Linked DNA regions of Homo sapiens: region 2 is linked to region 1. Evidence: read pairs that join two places in POLR2A ChIA-PET (ENCODE). Cell type or tissue: Panc1. All regions are shown on one strand. Links, peaks and the distances in the headings refer to the core of each region. The heading gives the core; the rest is flanking DNA. Region 1 holds the start of TMIGD2 (transmembrane and immunoglobulin domain containing 2). Region 2 overlaps MAP2K2 (mitogen-activated protein kinase kinase 2).

Region 1 (8,320 bases), core at 313-8,312:
TGAACTCTGGAGCTCAAACAATCCTCCCACTTCAGCCTCTTGAGTAGCTGGGACCACAGGTGTGTGCCACCACACCCAGCTAATTATTTTATTTTATTTTATTTTTTGAAACAGAGTCTTGCTCTGTCACCTAGGCTGGAGTGCAGTGGTGCGATCTCTGCTCACTGCAAGCTCTGCCTCCCGGGTTCACACCATCCTCCTGCCTCAGCCTCCTGAGTAGCTGGGACTACAGGTGCCCGCCACCATGCCCGGCTAACTTTTTGTATATTTAGTAGAGACGGGGTTTCACCGTCCTAGCCAAGATGGTCTCAATCTCTTTTTTTTGCGACGGAGTCTCGCTCTGTTGCCCAGGCTGGAGTGCGGTGGCGCGATCTTGGCTCACTGCAAGCTCCGCCTCCCGAGTTCACGCCATTCTCCTGCCTCAGCCTCCCGAGTAGCTGGAACTACAGGTGCCCGCCACCACGCCCGGCTAATTTATTTGTATTTTTTTTTAGTAGAGACGGGGTTTCACTGTGTTAGGATGGTCTTGATCTCCTGACCTCGTGATCCGCCCGCCTTGGCCTCCCAAAGTGCTGGGATTACAGGCATGAGCCCCTGTGCCTGGCCAATTATTTTATTTTTTGTAGAGATGGGGTTTCACTATGTTGCCCATGTTGGTCTGAAACTCCTGGCCTCAAGCAATCCTCCTGCCTCGGCCTCCCAAACTGCTGGTATTACAGGCATGAGCCACTGCACCCAGCCTGAATGCTTTCTTTTCTTTTTTTCTTTGTTTTTGAGATGAAGTCTCCCTCTGTTGCCCAGTCTGGAATGCAGTGACACAATCTCAGCTCACGGCAACCTCTGCCTCCCAGGTTCAAGCGATTCTCCCGCCTCAGCCTCCCAAGTAGCTGGGATTACAGGCGCCCACCACCACATCCAGCTAATGTTTGTATTTTTAGTAGAGATGGGGTTTCCCCGTGTTGGCCAGGCTAGTCTTGAACTCCTGACCTCAGGTGATCCACTGCCTCAGCCTCCCAAAGTGCTGGGATTACAGGCGTAGCCACTGTGCCCGGCCTGGACACTTTCTTGGTATCAGTATGTACTTTTGCCAACTATCGCATGGGTGGGCTATACTTACACTAAAAATGTGCTTGTTCACCTGAAATGCAAACGTGACTGGGCACACTGTTCTTTACCTGGCAGCATCAGAGGCACCCACCTGAGGAAAGTCCTCGCTGTCCATGGCCTGCAGAGTCTGGTTGGCTGTCTCCAGAAGCTCCTCGGAGCTCTCCAGGGCCCGCGTGCAGGCAGCCAGCTGGTTCTGTGGATACCAGGCACCAAAGGAGGGGACAACTCACCCCACTGCCTCAGGCCCCCTGAGGGCTCCCCACCCCATTCAGAATCCAGGGTACCATGCCCTTCTCGAACTCCAGGTGAGAGATGGAGATTGGAGCCTTGAGCGCCCCACCAAATGGGGCTGGGCTCGGGGAGCAGAACAGAATCCCTGGGGAATCCCTTCCCTAAAAACACGTAAGGCCGGGTGTGGTGGCTCAGGCCTGTAATCCCAGCACTTTGGGAGGCTGAGGCGGGAGGATCACCTGAGGTCAGGAGTTCAAGACTAGCCTGGCCAACACAGTGAAACCCTGTCTCCACTAAACATAGAAAAAAGTAGCTGGGTGTGGTGGTGGGCACCTCTAATCCCAGCTACTCGGGAGGCTGAGGCAGGAGAATCACTTGAACCCGGGAGGCGGAGGTTGCAGTGAGCTGAGGTTGTGCAACTGATCCAGCCTGGGTCACAGAGAGAGACTCCATCTCAAAAACAAAACAAAACAAAAAAAACTCACATGAGCCAGGCACAGAGGCTCATGCCTGTAATCCCAGCAATTTGGGAGGCCAAGGCAGGAGGATCGCTTGAGCCCATGAGTTCAAGACTAGTCTAGGCAACATGGTGAAAACCAGTCTCCACCAAAAAATACAAAAATGAGCTGGGCGTGGTGGCACCTTCCTGTGGTCCCAGCTACTTGGGAGGCTAAGATGGGAGAATCGCTTAAGCCTGGGAGGCGGACGCTGCAGTGAGGCATGATTGCGCCACTGGACTCCAGCCTGGGTGACAGAATAAGACTCTGTCTCAAAACAAAACAAACCAAAAACTCACATGCCTAGGCCACATCCGAGCTCCAGGGCTCTAGATTCCCCCTGGGACAGGAATCTGGGATGTCAGGAAGTTGCCCAGGAGGTCTGGATGCAGCCTGTGTGACTCCAGCTTGGAGTCTGAGTGACAGCCCACGGGAGCCATGGGTGGTGTTTGAGTGGAGGTGATACCTTCAGATCTGGGGGGCCAGTGGGAAGGGCTGAGAAACCGGAGGCACTGAGTGAAGACAGGAGGGGAAGATCTGAGCCAGACTCGGGGACGCCGTGATGGAGAGGGGATTCAGAGAGAGCACAGATGGGCCAGGCGCGGGGGCTCATGCCTGTCATCCCAGCACTTTGGGAGGCTGAGGCAGGAGGATCACCTGAGGTCAGCTTGGCCCACACGGTGAAACCCCATCTCTACTAAAAATACGAAAATTAGCCCAGCATGATGGCGGGTACCTGTAATCCCAGCTACTTGGGAGGCTGAGGTAGGAGAATTGCTTGAACCCAGGAGGCGGAGGTTGCAGTGAGCCGATATCATGCCACTGCACTCCAGCCTGGGCGACAGAGCGAGACCTCCGTCTCAAAAAAAAAAAAGAGAGAGTGTACAGGTGGATGGAGGGGTCAGGGGAGAGATCAGAAACTCGAGAGCACCCAGTTTTTGGAGGAAGGTGCCGAGGTCAGCTACGTTCTGTTGAGTAGGAGGGGCGGGGGGAGAGGAAGATGCCCTCAGCCCTCACCTGCAGCTCGTAGGTACGGCTGGCACGGTCCTGTTTTATCTTCATAAGCATGCCTTCTTTCAGCTCCTCCAGGAGGGAGAAGAGGGACTGGAACTCTGCTTCGAGGTCCTCCTGCACCTTCGCCGAGTTCGCCTGGGTCGGAACAGCCAGAATCGGCCAAAGCCCGTGTTCAGAGAGGGAACCTGAGACCTCCCACAGGCATCAACAGCAATGGGCCAGTTCCTAAGGCTGCACCCTCCAGCTTCCTCCCCTCCCCTTACCTCCCCAGGACTGCCCCACCGCCTTCACCTCCACGTTCAGCAGCATCTGTTTCAGGGAGTAGATAAAGCTCTGAATTTCTTCATTCTTCACAGCCAGTGTTTTGATGATCTTCCTCAGGGCCTCCTGCACCACCAGAAGTGTGGACACACACAGGTGCACACACACATGTGCGCACACAGGTACACACACGTGTACGCACATGTACACACGTGCACACACATGCACACACGTACATAAATGCACACGCGTGCGCACACACATGCACACACATGCGCACACACACACGGCAGGCAGGTGAGCCCGTCAGCCTGGCCAGGCTCCCTGACCCGCGCTCCCCTCCAGGGATCCAGAGAGGAGATGTGGGGGCTGCCACGCTATTGAGCTTGGGCACCAGCCAGGAGGTAAAGCTCCGGGCTGATACAATTCACCCATAGCAGCTGGGCGCCCTAAGCTACCCCATATTACAGGAGAGGAAACTGAGGCTCACAGAGAACCTCTCAGGAAGGGACAGACCCTGGCCCCGAACCAGGCGTGCTTGAGCACAAAGGCTACAACCCGATACCTACATCCTGAAGGTGGGGCGTGAGGGGCTAGCCTGAGGACAGAAAACCCCAGAGGAGAAGGATGTCTGCTGGAAAATGGGCTAACCTGGGGAAAGGGTTCTCGGTGGAAGGAAAAACCCCAGGGAGGTGGGATAGCCTGGGATAGGGGCTAGCCTCGGAACAGGGGTGGGGCCTACCTGGGGGAGAAAGATAAGCAAGGAGAAAGAAATTACCTGGGCAAAGGTGGAACCTGGGGGCCAGGGATGCGGGGGCGCCAGGTAAGCGGGGAGGGGGCAGGGAGGTCTTGGGGAAGGGCAGGGGATTCTGGGAGGGAGGATCCCGCTCGGGAGCCTCTTGCTCTGACCCAGGCTCCAACCTGCTCCTTTTTCCTGGGGCAGGGTCGGTGGGGTCCGCACTGCGGAGCTGGCGGGGCGTCTTCCAGGGGTGGGGCGGGGGGCCGGGACGCCTGGTCCGCGGCCAGGAGGGAGGGCGTGGGGGATGGGGGTCAGGGATGGGACTGGGATACTGGGCAGGGTGGGGGGGCGTAGAAGGCACGTGCCTGGCCCCAAGCCAAGATGTGGGGGGGCTGCGTCCCAAACTGGGGTAGGGGGGCTAGATCCGGGCGGGGTCGCGAATGGGGTGGGGCCTCAGCCGCAGAGCAGCTGGGGTGGAGGCGGGGAGGGAGTGGGGGCGCTGCGGCAACACCTGGTCCCCTTCCCCGCCCCCGACGCCCCTGCGGGCCCGCCCTGCCCCACCCCGTCCTACCCTCTGTTCTTCCATGGCTGCAGCCCAGGTCACCCCGGCCCGGCCCGCGGGCCCCGCGCACGCTGGGTCCCCAAGCTGCCTTTGCCGCGGCCGGTAGCCAATGGCCCGCCGAGCCCTCGCCGCCGCCGCGCCCCCGGTTAGCGCTCCATCACCGCGCGCATTGCGCAGGCGCACCCGCCGCGGCCGCCTGGGAAATGTAGTTCCGCGCTGGCCTCGCCCAGAGCCCTCACATCCAGCGCCTGGGGCTCACTGGGCGGTGTTGGTGGTGATATGTGAGCTGGAGAGAGCCTTGGATGAGAAGACAAGGGGCTCGACCCCTGGCCCTGCCGTGGGACCTCAGAATCATCTCTAATGCTCCCGTGCCTCAGTTTCCCCACTTGTTCACTCACACAGGTTATCCGTTGCTACTCAAATTGTCTAGCCCGCCTGGCATTTACTGAAAATCTAAGGCTTTTGCCCAAGAGGGTGTTTAGCCTCCAGTGCCTTCTTTCCATTTGTCCCTATGTCACAACTGAACTCCTATACACCCCACAAAGCCCCAGGCTCCAACAGCTCCTCCAGAAGTCTCCGTGCCAGCCCAGGTGCGGAAGCTAAGAATGTCTGGGTCCAGCTTTGGAAGGACCTGGGGGCTAATCTATCCAGGGTCCCTCAGCAGACGGTGGGGGGAAGGGTGGAGCTTCAGAATGTTCTGGGGAGGGGAAGGAGTGGGTAGGGGAGGCTGGGCGGGTGTACGTGTCTGCAGGGGAGGTGCAGGCATAGCCACCGCAGAACCTCCCTGTGGTGGAGGGGAACGCTGTGTACGATGCAGGCCTTCTAGGTCCGAGTGAGAAAGGAGGTCACTCTGCAGTTGGGTCTGAGACATTGAGGTCTGTGGGTTCGCCACCTCCTCCCAGAATGCACTACAGAATCAGGGGTGAGGGATGCAGGGCTGGGAGGAACTCGAGAGCCCATGAACCTCCTCCACGGGACCCCCAAGCAGGTCATGTAATAGGACCCAAAGTTATCAACAGAAATCTATTTCTCTGAACCTCAAAGGAAGATTTTTTAAATTATTATTATTATTTTTTTTTAGAGACGGACTCACTCTGTTGCCCAGGCTGGAGTAACGGGGCGCAATCATGGCTTACTGCAGCCTCCAACTCCTGGGCTCAAGCGGTTCTCCTGCCTCAGCCTCCCGAGTGGCTGGGACTATAGGCATGCACCATCACCCTGGGTTGGTTTTGTATCTTTTTTTTTTTTTTTGAGACACAGTCTCACTCTGTCGCCCAGGCTGGAGTGCAGTGGCAGGATCTCGGCTCCCTGTAATCTCCATCTCCCCAGTTCTGGCGATTCTCCTGCCTCAACCCCACTGAGTAGCTGGGACTACAGGCGCCCACCACTAGGCCCAGCTAATTTTTGTATTTTTAGTAGAGACCGGGTTTTGCCATGTTGGCTAGGCTGGTCTTGAACTCCTGACCTCAGGTGATCCACCCGCCTTGGCCTCCCAAAGTGCTGGGATTACAGGCCTGGGCCACCATGCCCAGCCTGTATCTTTTTTTTTTTTTTTTTTTTTTTAATAGAGATTGGATCTCGCTGTGTTACCCCAGGTTGATCTTAAACTCGGCTCAAGTGATCCTCCCACCTCAGCCTCACAAAGTGCTGGGATTACAGGTGTGAGCTACAGCGCCCAGCAAAAGAAAGACATTTTGGGAGCAAAATAATTGAGGCAGGGACCCTGTCATTTAACTCACTGCTCAGGCCTATGTCGCCTGCCCCTCCCCCACGGAGCCACCTGCTCTCGCACTGTGTCTTCCTGTACCTAGATGTGTTTATGTAGAGCCTTCCAGAAAGCTCACAGGGGTGGATTCCTCCCACTCACTTGCATACACTGCCTTTCTTTTCTTTTTTTCTGAGACGGAGTTTCACTCTTGTCGCCCAGGCTGGAGTGCAGTGGCGTGATCTTGGCTCACTGCAACCTCCGCCTCCCGGGTTTAAGCCATTCTCCTGCCTCAGCCTCCCAAGTAGCTGGGATTATAGGCGCCCATCACCATGTCCAGCTAATTTCTGTATTTTTAGTAGAAATTAGTAGGGGTTTCATCATGTTGGCCAAGCTGGTCTCGAACTCCTGACCTCAGGTGATCCACCTGCCTCGGCCTCCCAAAGTGCTGGGATTACAGACATGAGCCATGTTGCCTGGTCCGTACACTGCCTTTCAGATAGAAAATGCATTGGGGAAACTGAGGCACGAGGTGGCAGGAAGTGGAGCCCCCAGCAGGCTGGAACACCGGACGTCTGTTGTCTGGCCCTGGGTGTTGCATCTGCTTCTGCAGCGGGAGGCGGAGATTGTGGCAGGAAGTCTGTCAACTGGGAGGGGGAGAGGGGGGTGATGGGCCAGGAATGGGGTCCCCGGGCATGGTGCTGGGCCTCCTGGTGCAGATCTGGGGTGAGTATCTGGGCCTCCCTCCCCTCTGAACCCCACTCTTGCTGTCATCCCCAGCTGCCTGCCCCCCAGCTCAGGGCCCCTCTAAACTTCAGTCTCTCTACTGTCAGATAAGGCCCATCTCCCTCCGAGACTCAGAACGTGATGGGGGCTGGAGGATTAAGGAAGGATCCTCTGAGGGCCCCTAGGATACAATCTAAACCTTGCCCTACATACCAGCCTGGCCTGGCCTCTCTCATCTCCACCCTCCGCAGTGCCTTTGCTCCCTCCCTCTTGCTCTAGCCTGGGGACTTTTCTTTCTCTGTTTCCGCAATGGGAAGGCTGGATCTGGCCTTCGAGCCTTTGCACCTGCTGTTCCAGCTGCCTAATACCCTTCTCCAGATCTCATGTCTCTACCCTCCTCTGCAATTGCATCTCAAATGCCAGGAACTTCACATAACCTCAACTTCTCCGGGGGTCTAACAGACACGTCAGACTTCTCACAGCTAAAAGCAGACTTTCTACTCCGGCAGCAGCTCCCTCTGTGTTTCCAATTAAGGACAAAGGCTGCTGCCCTTCACACATTTCCTGGGGCGAAAACCTCCATTCCTCTTTCCCTCTCCTCTGATTCCAGCCGCTTGCACTTTTTTGTTGTTCATTTGTGTTTTTTTGTTTGTTTGTTTTGTTTTGTTTTGAGAAGGAGTCTTGCTCTGTCACCCAGGCTAGAGTGCAGTGACGCGATCTCGGTTGACTGCAACCTCTGCCTCCCAGGTTCAAGAGATTCTCCTGCCTCAGGCTCCCGAGTAGCTGGGACTGCAGGCGCGCGCCACTGCGCCTGGCTAATTTTTTTTGTATTTTTAGTAGAGACGGGGTTTCGCCATCTCGGCCAGGTGGGTCTCGAACTCCTGACCTCATGATCCACCCACCTTGGCCTCCCAAAGTGCTGGGATTACAGGCGTGAGCCACCGTGCCCAGTCATTTTTGTTTTTTAGAGATGGGTCTCACTATGTTGCCCAGGCTGGTCTTGAACTCCTGGCCTCAAGCAATCACCCAGTCTTGGCCACCCAAAGGGCTGGGATAACAGGCATGAGCCACCACACCCAACCAAGGTCTTTTTATTAAAACTTAAATTGGAGACTGAGGCAGGTGGATCACTTGAGGTCAGGAGTTCCAGACCAGCCTGGCCATGTTGGTGAAACCCCATCTCTACCAAAAATACAAAAATTAGCTGGGCGTGGTAGCGAGTGCCTGTAGTCCCAGCTACTCAAGAGGCTGAGCCACAAGAATCACTTGAACCTGGGAGGCAGAGGTTGCAATGAGCCGAGATCACACCACTGCACTCCCACCTGGGCAACAGAGTGAGACCCCATCTCAAAACAAAAACAAAAACAAAAACAAAAACTTCAATTGGACTATTTCTTCCCTGCTTTCTGATTTTCCATCACACTTACATTAAAACATAAACTGCTTAACTTCCTTCACCTCCCCACACCACCCCAAGG
Region 2 (8,302 bases), core at 2-8,001, 190 kb after region 1:
CCAGTGACTACTTTCTGCCCTGGAGGGCACTTGAAATCCATATTCCCAGAAAGCTAGCACGTGGGGGTTTCAGAAATGCGAGTGTGTTATGGTTCTCCAGAGAAACAAGCGATGAAGACGAAGCGTGTGTGTGTTTGCGCCTATGTGTACAGCCACCTCAGGGCGATGGCTCAGCCAGTGACAGACCGCCTACGCAGCGGTGGCGACGTAAGATGATCAGGCCATGTTTTTGCTGTGCCTTCTGTATGTTTATTTTTATTTTTATTTTTACTTTTTGAGACGGGGTCTTGCTCTGTTGCCCAGGCTGGAGTGCAGTGGCATGATCTTGGCTCACTTCAACCTCCGCCTCCTGGGTTCAAGGATTCTCTTGCCTCAGCCTCCCGAGTAGCTGGGATTACAGGCACACACCACCAGGCCCAGCTCATTTTTTTGTGTTTTTAGTAGAGGCAGGGTTTCGCCATGTTGGCCAGGCTGGTCTGGAACTCTTGACCCCAGGTGATCCGCCTGCCTCGGTTCTCTATATTTAAATAAACAGACAGCAGCTCAGCACTGCGCTGTACAGAGCATGGGAGCCTGGGTGTGGAATGGGCTTTCCAGTGTTTGCACAGTGACGACATCGCCCAGAGAGGGATTTCTCAGTGTATCCCTGTCCTTAATGATACTTGAGTGTATGTGTAGAGAGAGATTTATTCTAAGGAATTGGCTGGAGTGCAGTGGTGCGATCTTGGCTCACTGCAACCTCTACCTCCTGGGTTCAAGGGATTCTCCTGCCTCAGCCTCCCGAGTAGCTGGGATTACAGGTGCATGCCACCACACCCAGTTAATTTTTGTTTTTTTAGTAGAGATGGGGTTCACCGTGTTGGCCAGGCTGGTCTCGAACTCCTGACCTCAAGTGATCCTCTTGCCTCGGCCTCCCAAAGTGCTAGGATTACAGGCATGAGCCACCGCGCCTGGGCAGGCTTTTCCCTGAAGGCCTTCAGCTGATTGGCTGAGACTCACCCACCCTGGGGTGGAGTAATCTGCTTTGCTCAGAGTCTGCCAATTTAAAGGTTAATCACATCTTAAAAACATACCTTCCCAGCAACCTCTAGACTGGCGTTTGACAACTGGGCACCGTGGTCTCACCGAGGAGACACACAAAGCTGACTGTCACCCACCCTTTGAAAGTCTGCAAGCCCTGGTGCTGACGGCCCCCGTGCTTAGTCATCCCGGGCTCCTGGGCCATGATGCAGCCTCTGTGCTCTGTGTTTGAGAATAGTGCCCAGGGGATACAGGGAGGATGTGACCACTTGGGGACAGTGGCTCTTAAACACAGAAGTAGGGGACTTAGTGTTGACAGGGTGTTCAGCTCCTCACCGGTGTTCTTTCAGACCTAGAACGCTGCCTCTTCCTGGAAGCCCACCATCCTGTAGTTCCCCAAACTGGGGGAACGTGACTGCACCTAGTCCCGTGGGTCTGCGCAGGTGGCAGCAGTGCTTGAGGGCCCTGCCTTCCTCGGGAGCAGCGGCTCAACTCCTGCGGGGATTTAGCTCTGCAGCTCTGTCTTCTGGCCTCTAGAGTGCTGCCCTCCCTCCCTCCTGAAGTGTGCAGCCGCGGACTTGCTATTTCTGTCCCCGTACTGCAGGCAGCCTCTTCCAAACCGGAGCAGCCTTGGAAAGCTCAGGTCCGCCTCCGCCCGAAGCACTGGGTGGAAAAAGGCAAGCGTGTGGTTCACACAGCCACAGCAGGGCCTTGAGACAGTGCCAGTCCTCGTGTGTGCCAGGGACCCTCAGGCTTCTGGGGGAGCCTCCAGTGGTCCCTGATGGGCTGGGCAGTGGACATGAACCCAATGCTTGCTGTATCAGCAGCTCCTGCTCCTGCTGACAGGCGCAGGTGAAGCCGGGCCCACCTGCAGCTTTACTGTAGCGGGGAAAGGGAGATCGGGGCCTTTGAACCTGAGGGCAGGCGTGGCTGGGCAGGTTCTGTGGTCTGGTGGGTGGAGATGTCCCAGCATCAGCTCTGGGTGTCAGTACTGTCCTTCCGTCATGTAAGATGTCAGTCATCTTGGGGGAGGCGGGGAAAGGGCGCACGGGACTCTCGTTACTATTTTTGCAACTTCCTGTGCTTCTATAATTCTTTCAAAATTAGGTTTTCTTTAAAGTGCCCGAAAACTCGGGTGGGAGAGGATGCATTGAGCTCGTGGGCTCAGCGGCTCTGGCTGCTATGCAGGTAGGGCTGCAAGGGCTCCTTTCATTTCATCTTATTTATTTACTTATTTTTATTTATTTATTTTTTTGAGACAGAGTCTCGCTCTGTCACCCAGACTGGAGTGCAGTGGCACAATCTCGGCTCACTGCAACCTCCACCTCACAGGTTCAAGCGATTCTCCTCCCTTAGCCTCCTGAGTGGCTGGCATGCCTGGCTAATGTTTGTATTTTTAGTAGAGACGGGGTTTCACCATGTTGGCCAGGCTGGTCTCAAACATCTGACCTCAAGGAATCCATGCATCTTGGCCTCCCAGATTGCTGGGATTACAGGCGTGAGCCACCGCGCCTGGCCCAGTCTCGGTATTTGAGGTCATGCTGGTTTGTAAATGTCTTTTTGGCTTGACCGTGGCCTCTGACCCCTCTCCCATTGGAGCAGCGTCCCCGCGTTACCTGGGCCAGGGAGATAGGTGAAGAACTTGCTGCTTGTTACGCGTGTGGGGCTTCTTTGAATTGTCCATGCTCATAGCAGAGATGAGAGTGTTTGTTCTCGCCTCTGAGTTCCTCCACTCCGCTGTAGCTTACTTCCAGGGTGGCGGTCACACGGCCTGCCCAAGGCCACCTCACAGTACCAGCTGCTGTCTCACAAGTGACGACCTGAGTCGAAGCCGCTGCCAACACCTTTGACGCGTGTTCTCATTAAAATTGAACAGCAGCCTCGTTTTACAGTTGAAGAAACCGAGGCTGTGTGGGGTCAGTGCCTGAATCGGATTCGAACCCTCTTGGATCTGCTCGGACTTGGGAGCAGCTGCCGGGGCTGAGCCTCCAGATCCACTGCACTGCGGTCCCCTAGCTGGCCACCGCTCCCAGCCTGTGTGTTAATTTTTAAAATCTCTTGTAGAGATGAAGGCTTGCTACGCTGCCCAGTGTTGAACTCCTGGCCTGAAGCGATCCTCCCGCCTCAGCCTCCCAAAGCACTGGAATTACAGATGTGAGCCACTGCCCCGGCTCTCTTCCAATTTTTGACAACACCTAATTCAGGATGTTTGGAAGCGCAGTGTGGGCTGCACGTGACTCTTGGCTACATCCAGCTTGGGAGCTGTCAGTTTCTGATCCATGATTTACGAGGTTGCTGAGATCATTCCAGGCCTGCGGGGTGGCGGCCGGGGGGCGGCTCGGTCCTCCTCTTCCCCTCCTGCTCTCGCTGACACTCAGTGAAGCTCTTTCCTCTCTTTTCCTACTCCGAATCCCCCAACCCCACCCCTGGCTCAAATTCCTCATTCTTCTGTAGCAACCGTCTCCACCTCCGAGCCAGGTCTGGCATTTAGTTTTAACACCCTGACACCATCCACATTTAATCAGCTATTAGAGCTGGCACGGCCTGGGCTGTGGTGTCCTGGAAAGAATACGGGCTCCAGTGTTCCCCGAGGCAGCCCCAGTCCTGACTTAGCAGCTAATGCCACTGGGAACATGGCTCCGAGGCTCCGAACCTGAGCTTGCTCAGTCAGCACCAGTGGGGCAGTACACCCATCCCCCGGGCTTGTCAGGGTGAACTTTAGAGGGTGCAGGTGCTCAGGAACGCCCCCTCCCCTCCTGTCCATCTGTCTGTCTGTCTGCCTTTCCCCTTGCACACCCTCAGTGGTGGCTGCCCGTTTATCTGGAATGCTCGCTCGACAGGCCCCAGGTATTACAGAACCATTAAAACTGAGATCACGCCGCAGCCGCCCTGTGCAGACTGGCCTCCCTCGCCTCTGCTATTTACTACAGCCTTCCAGAAGGCCTCTCGCTTCCGACGGCCTCATTTCACGTTCGGAGCTCCTGGGTTCCAAGGCCTCTGGGATTCCTCCCAGTAGCCCATCCGCCACTTCCTCTCCTAAATTACGACTTGCGACGGCCAGCCGAACGCGCGCTCTTTCCTGCTTCTTGTCACCCATCTGTGGCTCCTTTGAAGTTTTTGGTCAGGAACTGAGCCGTCCAAGACAGCAGCCCCCGTTCAGATGTGGCTACCGGGCTCTTAAAATGCGGTCAGTCCGGACGTGCTGAACATGGAAAACACGCACCAAGCTTCAAGGGCTCGGTGTGAAAACAAATGTGGCCTTTTCCAGTAAATCTCCCAACCTCCACGTGAACATCCAAGCTTCAGTACCAGGCCCTTGTGCAACGGGAGTGAGCACCAGCACCTCTCAGTTACAGCCTGGCTGGAGGGGAGAGCATCCTGGGGTGCTGGGGTGGCCCTGGGGCCTGTGGGGTCACCATGAGGGAGTGGAGTAGCCCAGGGGCCACCGTCTGGAGCTGGATTCTGCAGGCTGGCCTGAGGGGAGAAGCCAGCGCTACAGGGGCAGGCAGGGGCGGGCAGGCAGGGGCAGGCAGCGCCAGGGCTGCGGTCAAGGTGGGAGACGCTTAGCCTGAGGAGCGGCCGGGCGGGGGGAGGTGGGCACCGTGCCCCGGGCCCTGCCATGCTTCTCAAGGTCACAGGCCTAGAGCAGGGGCCACTCCCCACACACGCCCTGTGCTGTGGCCACGGTCAGCCTCCTGCTGCCCTGAACACAGCGAGGGCTCCTTCATGCCTCCGTGCCCGCTGACAGGCGGCTCTTTGTCCCTCTGCCTGGAACACCCTCCCCCATCTCCTCCTCATGGTGACTCTGTCCTTCCTCAAGGCCCGGCCCCAGTGTCACCTCCTTGTTGCTGCTCCCCAGGCACCTGGGTTGATTCTCCTTGGTGGACTTTTTGCCACATTGAGGTGGTCTTACCCATTCCTGTTCCCGTCCTGACCCCAGGTCTCCTCCAGGAAGGAGCTGTCTCCGTGCTTGGCCGCCCCTTCACTGACTGCACCTGGGCCTGGCTTTGCCTCTGTGGCGGATGAGTGGAAACCATGTCTTTTTCTTGTCTTATTGCAGTGGCTGGAGCGGGATGCTGTGATTCTCCAGGGTGCCGTCCCAAAGCCTCAGGCTGCTCCTTGCCATGCTGGGGGTCCTGGCTCTTCTGGGGCTTGTCCATGGGGTTAGGGGTTGCCCGTGGTGTTTTTGTTGTTGTTGTTGTTGTTGTTTTGTTTTTTTGGGGGTTTTTTTGAGACAAAGTCTCGCTCTTGTCCCCCAGGCTGGAGTGCAATGGTGCGATCTCGGCTCACTGCAACCTCTGCCTCCTGGGTTCAAGTGATTCTCCTGCCTCAGCCTCCCGAGTAGCTGGGATTACAGGCGCCTGCCACCACACCCGGCTAAATTTGTATTTTTAGTAGAGACGGGGTTTCACCATGTTGGTCCGGCTGGTCTTGAACTCCTGACCTCAAGCAGTCCGCCCACCTCAGCCTCCCGGAGTGCGGGATTACAGGCGTGAGCCACACACCAGGCCTCCTTTCTGCATCTCTTGAGCGGATCTTTGGCTTCTTGCCTTTTTAAAGTGGCACCGGGGTCAACTTGATGAAAATTTCCCCTGCCGTCTTGAACTTGGGTTGAAGGAGAGGGAGAATTCTCAGGGGCGCCCGCGGCTCTGTGTGGCTAACGTCTCCACGGGGTGTCTCCAGCTTGAGGGTGGGAAGGGGCTCGGGATAGACCCACCCCAAGTGGAGAGAGGCCTGGAGGGGAGCCATTGCCCTGCCTCCCTCCTGGGAAAGGCAAGCACTTTGTCAAAGTCTGATTTGATGGGGAAAAATGCTTTCACACAGCTCCCACTACAACTGAGTGGGAATTAAGTGTTTGCTTAATTGGTCTTTTTTGAAAACAGGTTTATTGAGGTGTAATTCACATACCTTACAGTGTCCCCTTTGAAAGTATGTGACTCAGTGGATTGTAGGATATTCACGGCATCGTCCTCATCACCACAGTCAATTTTACAGTATTCCATCACCCCAAAAAGAACCCTGTCCACATCAGCAGTCACCCCCATCCCCTCCTCCAGCCCCCGGCACCCACACATCCCCTTCCTGTCTCTGGATCAGCCTGTCCTGGACATTTCACAGAAATGGGATCACATATTATGTGGCCTTTTGTGTCTGGCATCTCGCACTAAGCATGACATCCTCAGGGTTCACCCACGCTGTGGCCGGGGTCTTGGCCTGGTTCCTCTTTACGGCTGAGTCCTGTTTCAGTGAGGGGTGGGCTGCGCTGGGTTGGCCTGTTCTGCCCTGGGTGGACGCCTGGGTTCTTTCCACCCTTGCCTGCTGTGAGTCGTGCTGCTGTGAGCACTTGGGACACGTTTCTGTGTGGACGTATGTGTCCACTTCTAGGCAGACACCTAGGGGTGGAATTGCGGAGGGGGTACTGAGTTGGTCTTGACCACTGTTGGGAACGCCTGCAGAGCAGAGGCCCCAAATGCCTTCATCCCGTTTTCGGGCACCCCCCAAGCCAGTCTCGCCCCTCTCCCCTTGCAGCTGATCCACCTTGAGATCAAGCCGGCCATCCGGAACCAGATCATCCGCGAGCTGCAGGTCCTGCACGAATGCAACTCGCCGTACATCGTGGGCTTCTACGGGGCCTTCTACAGTGACGGGGAGATCAGCATTTGCATGGAACACATGGTGAGTGCGTCCGGGGCAGGGGCAGGGGCAGGGCCTCCACGGAACAGAGCATGTTGGGGAGAAGGAAGACCCCCTCACGGCCCCTTTCCTCAGAGGCAACAGTGCGCTGGCTTCCAGGGGATCCTTCTCAAGGCAGTCGATGCCATACAAGTATGTATATGTAGATGCCTTTGGTTTTGTTTTGTTTTCTTTTTGTTTTTTTGAGAGGCAGTCTCACTCTGTCACTCAGGCTAGAATCTAGTAGTGGCACAATCTCGGCTCACTGCAACCTCCACCTCCCAGATTCAAGTGATACTTCTGACTCAGCCTCCCGAGTAGCTGGGATTACAGGCGCCCGCCACCACTCCTGGCTAATTTTTGTATTTTTAGTAGAGACAGGGTTTCACCATCTTGGCCAGGCTGGTCTCAAACTCCTGACCTCAGGTGATCCACCTGCCTCGACTTCCCAAAGTGCTGGGATTACAGGTGTGAGCCACCGCGCCCAGCCAATGATTTTGTTTTTTAAGCACTCATGTCTTCCTCCCAGCTTTGCTTTTTCTCTTGCTGTATCCCGGGCGTCCTTATGACAGCAGAGAGGGAAAACACTCCCGTTTTGGGGGGTACGTAGGTTGTTTCCAGTCTCTGCCCTATCTCAAATAACATGGCACTGACTCGCAGGCACACCTGTGAGGTAAGCTGTGTGAGGGAATTGCTGGGTTCCAGGGTAGATGCAATTAAAAACTGATCCCTATTAGGCCGGGCACGGTGGCTCATGCCTGTAATCCTACCATTTTGGGAGGCTGAGGTGGGAGGATCATTTAAGCCCAGGAGTTCGATACCAGGCTGGGCAACATAGTGAGAAACCATCTCTATAATTTAAAATATTAGGTGAGTGTGGTGGCACGTGCCTGTTTTAAAATTGTTAACAACATTTAAAAATGGGGATAAAAATAGCACCAGCTACATGAGAGGCTGAGGTGGGAAGATCACTTGAGCCCAGGAGGTTGAGGCTACAGTGAGCTTTGGTCACGCCACTGCACTCCAGCCCGGGCAGCAGAGCGAGATGCTGTCTCAAAACATAACAAAGCTGATGACTGTTTTTAAATGGCCTTCTCAGGAAAGTGTGGCAGTCTGAGCTTGTCAAGGCAGGCCTGTGCCTCCCCCAGCTCAGATCTGTGGGACCACAGTCTCTAGGGTGGGGTACAGGCACCCCCTTCATTGACTCTGACGTGCCCCCTTGTTAAGACACTCTGGCCTCGAAGCCCAGAAGTGGGTGAGATTGGGTGGAACAAAAGGAGAAGTGGCCAGAGCTCAAAACCCCGGAGGAAATGCTGCCGACCCCGCCACACCGAGCTCATCAGGTATCAGACCGCCTGCCGCACAGCGTCGTTTGCAAAACCAGAATGCTTGGGTGACACCCTGCAAACGTGCGATCCCCTTTGACAGTTTTGTAATGAAGGCAGGAAGTGAATTTGAGCAAGGCCCCCACGTAGCCATGTGACCCGAGCAAGGCAGCACCCGCCTTGGAGCCCCTTTCCCGCCTGCGAGGGAGACCTGGCGTCTGCCCCGCTGCTCGCAGAGTCACGTTGCCGGCGGCATCAAAGGGCGAGGAAAGGATGAGGAAGCG

Evidence for each region. Peaks named below come from ENCODE experiments on the same cell type or tissue, not always from the same donor. Only the 100,000 strongest peaks of a DNase experiment are listed, where the experiment ranks them.
Region 2: POLR2A ChIA-PET joins it to region 1 with 12 read pairs; 2 of 35 experiments call an interaction of 5 or more read pairs at or near these places.

Annotation. Positions count from the first base shown.
Region 1 is chr19:4,300,862-4,309,181 of GRCh38, reverse strand. TMIGD2 (transmembrane and immunoglobulin domain containing 2) reads left to right here and starts at 6,793. Exons shown (of 5, transcript NM_001169126.2): 1 at 6,793-6,842. The coding sequence starts at 6,797. FSD1 (fibronectin type III and SPRY domain containing 1) reads right to left here and starts at 4,584. Exons shown (of 13, transcript NM_024333.3): 1 at 4,421-4,584; 2 at 3,141-3,236; 3 at 2,853-2,984; 4 at 1,199-1,300. The coding sequence starts at 4,435. RefSeq lists a silencer at 4,461-4,630 and an enhancer at 6,787-7,332. In Panc1, for the core only: no CTCF peak of the experiment used is centred there; no DNase peak of the experiment used is centred there; H3K4me3 peaks cover 281 bases.
Region 2 is chr19:4,108,903-4,117,204 of GRCh38, reverse strand. It overlaps MAP2K2 (mitogen-activated protein kinase kinase 2), which reads left to right. Exons shown (of 11, transcript NM_030662.4): 3 at 6,550-6,696. Among named protein-coding and RNA genes, the nearest start is that of MAP2K2, 11 kb to the left of the region's middle. RefSeq lists a silencer at 912-1,098 and enhancers at 1,926-1,975, 7,730-7,859. In Panc1, for the core only: no CTCF peak of the experiment used is centred there; no DNase peak of the experiment used is centred there.